Linked DNA regions of Homo sapiens: region 1 is linked to region 2. Evidence: read pairs that join two places in POLR2A ChIA-PET (ENCODE). Cell type or tissue: MCF 10A. All regions are shown on one strand. Each heading gives the region's core, and the rest is flanking DNA. Links, peaks and the distances in the headings are about the cores only.

Region 1 (2,919 bases), core at 202-2,701, 49 kb after region 2:
TCTTGGTTAGTACATGTCAATATGATAAGGTCATTAATAACAGACTTCATAGTTGCTTGTGGTTGAGAGTTCAGAATAAAATCAACAATGACCATATCTCCTAAATGACTGTTTCAAAACCCTTTACAAGGCAGCCAGGCCCACGTGAAGTATCTAAGAAAGGATAAATTATATCAGTAAGTGTTAGAAATGTAAAATGTTTGTTCTTTGGTGCCACAAGGAAAAATCAGCATTTAGACAAAAAGTTGTCTTAGCAAGGCAATTTTTACTTTCTGCAGAAAGGGTGTCCCTTGCAGATGGGACAATGGCAAGGGCACACACAGAATAAACAGACACCAGAATATTTATTACTTACACGTGAGGTCCTTATTGCTGTGTCCTGTCTCCATTGGCTGGAGCCAGACCTCATGAAACCTGACTGGCTAATAATTTAAAACTTTTAAAAATAGGTAGAAAAGTAATAATATTCCTAAGTAAGGAAGGGACACAGGCTGTGAGCTGGGACATGCCTATGAGCGTGTCCAACACAAATATTTTGGTTAAGGTTCAAGGACATAGAATGTACTATGCCTGTGAGCATGTCTAACAGCTACATAGGATAGGGCTTAACAAAGAGTTATTAGCATAAAGCAAGGAGGCTTGAAGGAAGTTAGTCTTTAAAAGAAACTATTATTTCTAACACTTAAGATTTATTTTTAAACTTTGAAGAGGAAACTTTTTACTTTCTACAGTAAGTCACTTCATGTGTTGTTTTTCTTGAAGCCAGCTGAATTGTTGGTTCAAATCATTCTGAAGATGAAGTCAAAAGCATGCCCTGGATCTTTAATAATGAGTCACATTCCCTTTCTTTCCCTTGGCAGAAAAACTTGGCCATTGACATATTGAAAAGAGAGTTATACGTTCTTAGAGGGCTTCTTCTGTCTCCTGGGGTACATTTGCAGGACAAGTTAAGGAGAATTTTCATTATGGAAAATTTGACATTAATTCATTTACTCTAGTTATGCATTCTTGTTTTTATGTATTTAAAAAGAAAAAACATTTCCTCTGAATAAATGGAACAATAATATGGCTTGTTAAATGTAACTGACAGGATTCGAGCTCCTGTTCTATCAATTACTGAGCCTTAGTTTCCTCATCTATCAAAGTGGAACACTAACACTCACAGGGGTTATGAAAATTTTTTGTTGCTTGCTCTGCATCTATTCCCCAAATTTCCATCTGGAGATCCTTCTCCCCTAGTCTCTATCCTTCTGGTCTAGTTAAGGCTCCTCCACCTCCCTCCAGGAATGGAGGCCGGACACAGTGGCTCACGCCAGTAATCCCAGCACTTTGGGAAGCCAAGGCAGGAGGATTACTTGAGCCCAGGAGTTTGACACCAGTCTGGGCAACATGGTGAAACCCCACCTCTACAATAAATACAAAAATTAGTCGGGCATGGTGGAGTGCACCTGTAGTCCCAGCTACCCTGGGGGCTGAGGTGGGAGGATCCCTTGAGCCCAGGAGGTCAAGGCTGCAGTAAGCTGTGATTGCACCACTGCATTCCAGCCTGGGCAACAGAGAAAAAAAAAAAAGTCTAAAAAAAATAGTAAGAAGAAGAATGCAGACCATGACTCAGGACAGACTCTTCAAAGCCCCTGGCCATGAGGCCAATTCAGAGATGAGTATGTGATGCTGTCTAATTAGAGTACATCTGAGCACTCAGGAGGAAGCTGAGTGCCACTCCTGAGTGCTGCTTTCTACTTCCTGCTGAAATGGAGATGCTGGAAGACTGTCTGGCTGGAGCAGCTCCAGCCACCTGCCCCCACGGGGAACCTGAGAACAAAGCCAACACACAAAGGAAGGTGGATCCATGCCAGGAGATGGAGGGAGTCAAGGTTCTGATAATGTTGTTTGAGTCCAGTCATGTATGAAGGCAGCCCTGTTCCTGAGCTTCCCAGTTTTGTAAACCAATAAATGCTCTTTGCGTTTACACCTATTTGGTTTAGGTCTATCAAGAGGATCCTAAATGATATTCTACCTAAATTTAAGAATTAAAGAAAATAATGTAAAGTGCTCAGCAAAATACCTGGTATAGTAAGTGCTCAGTAAAGGTTAGCTTAATTGTGCCTATTATGGAGTTTAGTTCAGAAAAGAGAGGACTCCATAATTATTGTGAATATCAAGTGAACTCCTTCAGGCATGGCAAAGAGCCAGTCTTATTGGTAGGTTGAATCTCACGAGATACGAAATAAGCAATTTCAAGAAGTCTTTCCTATCCTTAACACCTCTCTGCCTCCTTGGCACTGAGAGCCCCAGATGTCAAAAATTGTCATCAATCCCTTTGTTTTCAGACATTTAAAGAGGAGTTTCTCTTTTAGCTATAGCACCTGCACGAATGAGTCCATGAGCTCCATTCCTGAGGGCGGATTTTGAGAGTGGCCTATAGAGATAGCAGAGTCCCCTGGCTGCCCTGAGAGATGAAGAGAGACACAGCCACAGAAGAGGTGACGGACGGAAACTCCTGCCATCTTCCTATGCAGTTTTGGCCTGGCTGTCCTTGCCAGGCACCCTCAAGAAGCTCCAGCCTCAGATTTTAAAAGCTGTGTAACTTTTTGAACTCAAAGAAAGATCTTTGGCTAAAATGGCCCCCCAAAACCTTTGTTAAACAAGCACAGTATGTAACCCAGTCCTCTTCTTCTGCCCGGGCATCCCCCAGATACTGCCCTTTGCAGTAGAAGCAGCCCAAGGTGTCGGGGCCCATGACAAGGGAATCAAAACTTTTCTCTTGTCAGGTGTGTGTGAGGAGGTACCTTGGTCATCTGTGATTCTTGCCTTGCCAAGCAGATGGCTGGAGACTAAGAATGGAGAAGCTGCCTAGAGGGAGTACAGAGTAAATATTTTAAAGTTCTGTCGGAACAAGGTCAGACATGCTCCTGGGTA
Region 2 (2,919 bases), core at 192-2,691:
CAGGAGTGGTGGCTCATGCCTGTAATCCCAGCACTTTGGGAGGCTGAGGCAGGCGGATCACGTGAGAACAGTAGTTCGAGACCAGCCTGGCCAACATGGTGAAGCCCTGTCTCTACTAAAAATACAAAAATTAGCTGGATGTAGTTGCGCGCGCCTGTAATGCCAGCTACTTGGGAAGCTGAGGCACAAGAATGGCTTGAACCTGGGAGACGGAGGTTGTAGTGAGCTGAGATCAGGCCACTGCACTCCAGCCTGGGTGACAGAGCAAGACTCCGTCTCAGGAAAAAGAAAAAAGAATTAGCTTAATAATTTTTAAATTTTTGGCGAACTTCTTGTCAAGTCTACTAAAGTGTTATTGTTTTTATCTGTAATTTGGCTGCCAAAAAGCTAGTACTAGAAGGAGAAACCTCAGCTCTGTTGTCATTTTCTTGTTGTTCACTTGTGCTTGCATTATTGGTATTACTGTTATGGAATCTTTACAGGAGTCTTTTTAAGACATGTCTATTTCCTAGCGGTTGATTTGGCTAAAACTAGATAATAATTTATAGATTCATTTAATTATGCACCCATAACTGGATTAATGATTATCTGCCAAAGCGAACAAACAAGTGAAAAAGCCACTGGCAATCCTTCTGTTTTCTTCAGTATACCTGTGCATGACCTCCTTAGCAGGGGTACTGCATCAATCCATTTATTAAATACTAGTAAAATTGTATTTCTTCCTTTTCTTATGCATAAAAATAAGTAAAATTAACAGTTCTGTCTTCCCTTACTTTTCCTTTTTTTTTTTTTTTTTTTTTGAGATGAAGTCTTACTCTGTTGCCAGGCTGGAGTGCAGTGGCACAATCTCAGCTCACTGCAACCTCCGCCTCCCCGGTTCAATCGATTCTCCTGCCTCAGTCTCCCGCGTAGGTGGGACTACAGGCATGCACCACCACACTCAGCTAATTTTTGTATTTTTAGTAGAGATGGGGTTTCACCATGTTGGCCAGAATGGTCTCAATCTCTTGACCTCAAGTGATCCGCCTGCCTCGGCCTCCCAAAGTGCTGGGATTACAGGCGTGAGCCACCGTGTCCAGCCCCCTTACTTTTCTAATACTGTCTTCTCTTTACTCCATGGGAGTTTTGGGCACACTCCTTTGGGGCCTACAACTCAAATATACCTGAAATCCTTACCCAGCACAACTCAATCATTCTCTTAAATGCTTCCCAGATTAGGACTGAATTTGAAGCTAGGACTAAGTTTCCATGGTCACCCCAGGTCAAATAAGATTCTTAGGTTCTTATGATCTGGGCCTTCACCCAAAAGCTGATCCAAAACCAACCTTCAGGATAAACGGACAAGTATAATCTTTCCAGCATACTCACGCTGACACACTTAAAGATGATAAAGAATAGTTATAGCTTCCTGTCTTTACAACATTCATTCACTCACTTAAGAAACATTTGTAAATGCCAACCATCTCATTGACGCAATCATTTACAAGTGTTATCTTAAACACACTATACTATACTTTGATTTACAAAAGTGTCTGAAAGAAAAAGTGTGGTTTGTGCCCCATCGGGTGGCCAAACTGGATATTTCAAACAAGTTGCAGCAACTCAAGTTAAACCTACCTAATCAACATAATACCTTTGGGAAACTGAAGCCTGTAACACAAGTGTTCCCATGGGAGAGTTCTATAAATGAAAATCGTTAATAATGTTATGGTAATGTCTCCTTATACCTGAATATAATGGAAGTGTAGTTCATGCAGAACCTCTCCTTTCCAAAATCCTGCAATAAAAAATTAATTCATCGTCATCCCTTTTTAAGTTAAATAAGAGAGTTTCACTGGGTTAACATCTTATTCACAGATCAAAATATCAAAAATTTTTGAAAGGATATTATTAATTTTAAAGGATGCTATTAATACTCCTGTTAAGTTCTGTCCTCTTCATATACCAAACATAATAAAACCATTTAAAAACACAGAATTTTAGAGCTGGATGAGTCCTTAAATAATACGGGGGTTGTGAGCTTAGAAATCAAGTCCAATTCTCTAACATTAAAGAAACTCAGATGTTTCTTAGCTAAAAGAAGAAATGGTTTCATCAGGATCACACAGTGTGACCGGACTCTCAATGCTTACACATGCTCAAGAGACATATACACATATTCCTAAACAAGTGGCTTAACCCCTCTGGACCTTAGTTTCCTTGCCTGGAAAAACAAGGTAGATAATCTTTAAATTCCCTTTTAGCTCTAAAATCCTGTAATTTAGAAACCTTGTTATTTTATTACAAAACAAAGGATACACTGAAAAAAATCATTCCTGGGTCCTGAGAAACCAAAGAAACACAAGGCCCTAGGGAAAGTCAGCAGCCTAAGGCACCAAATATATTTGCTTCTTCTGCTAATATTCTGCAAAATATTAACATGGTCATATTAGTCTATTTGGTTGAAACCAGTCTCAGTTAATTTTGATTAATCAATTGCAGAGCTTTAAAATATATAGTCACTAATTCTAAATTTTAAAAAAGCTCTTACAAAGATTTACCGGTGTTCTATTTTACATGTCAAAATTTATACTCAAACAGATTACTGGAAACAGGAATAGTCTCGGCTTGTTTGTGTTTATTCTTTGCACAAACTACTTACAAATGGATTGAAGAGATTTTCTTTATATGGCTTCTCCATGTTGGTCTGTTATTTTATGCTTTATTATTCTGCCTATGAAGACTGAATCTATGAACACCACAACTTATTTTTAAATTAAAAAACATAATAATTTTCAGGATATTGATGGGTTATTATCATTAATAATTTTATCAGTTCAAGGAATAAAAGCCATTAAAAGTTAAATCAAAAACATGACCTATAATGGACCTTGAAAAGCTCTGGCCCTATATACTTACTTTATGGAAGAAGAGCGAGCC

What was found. ChIA-PET counts read pairs that join two places held together with the same protein. Peaks named below come from ENCODE experiments on the same cell type or tissue, not always from the same donor. Only the 100,000 strongest peaks of a DNase experiment are listed, where the experiment ranks them.
Region 1: POLR2A ChIA-PET joins it to region 2 with 5 read pairs; 7 of 35 experiments call an interaction of 5 or more read pairs at or near these places.

What each region holds. Positions count from the first base shown.
Region 1 is chr1:180,585,670-180,588,588 of GRCh38, reverse strand. No RefSeq gene overlaps it. Among named protein-coding and RNA genes, the nearest start is that of OVAAL, 28 kb to the right of the region's middle. RefSeq lists a silencer at 2,490-2,673. In MCF 10A, for the core only: no CTCF peak of the experiment used is centred there; a DNase peak (open chromatin) is centred at 1,728.
Region 2 is chr1:180,634,932-180,637,850 of GRCh38, reverse strand. All of the region lies in intron 1 of XPR1 (xenotropic and polytropic retrovirus receptor 1), which reads right to left. Among named protein-coding and RNA genes, the nearest start is that of XPR1, 4.4 kb to the right of the region's middle. In MCF 10A, for the core only: a CTCF peak has its summit at 1,539; a DNase peak (open chromatin) is centred at 1,540.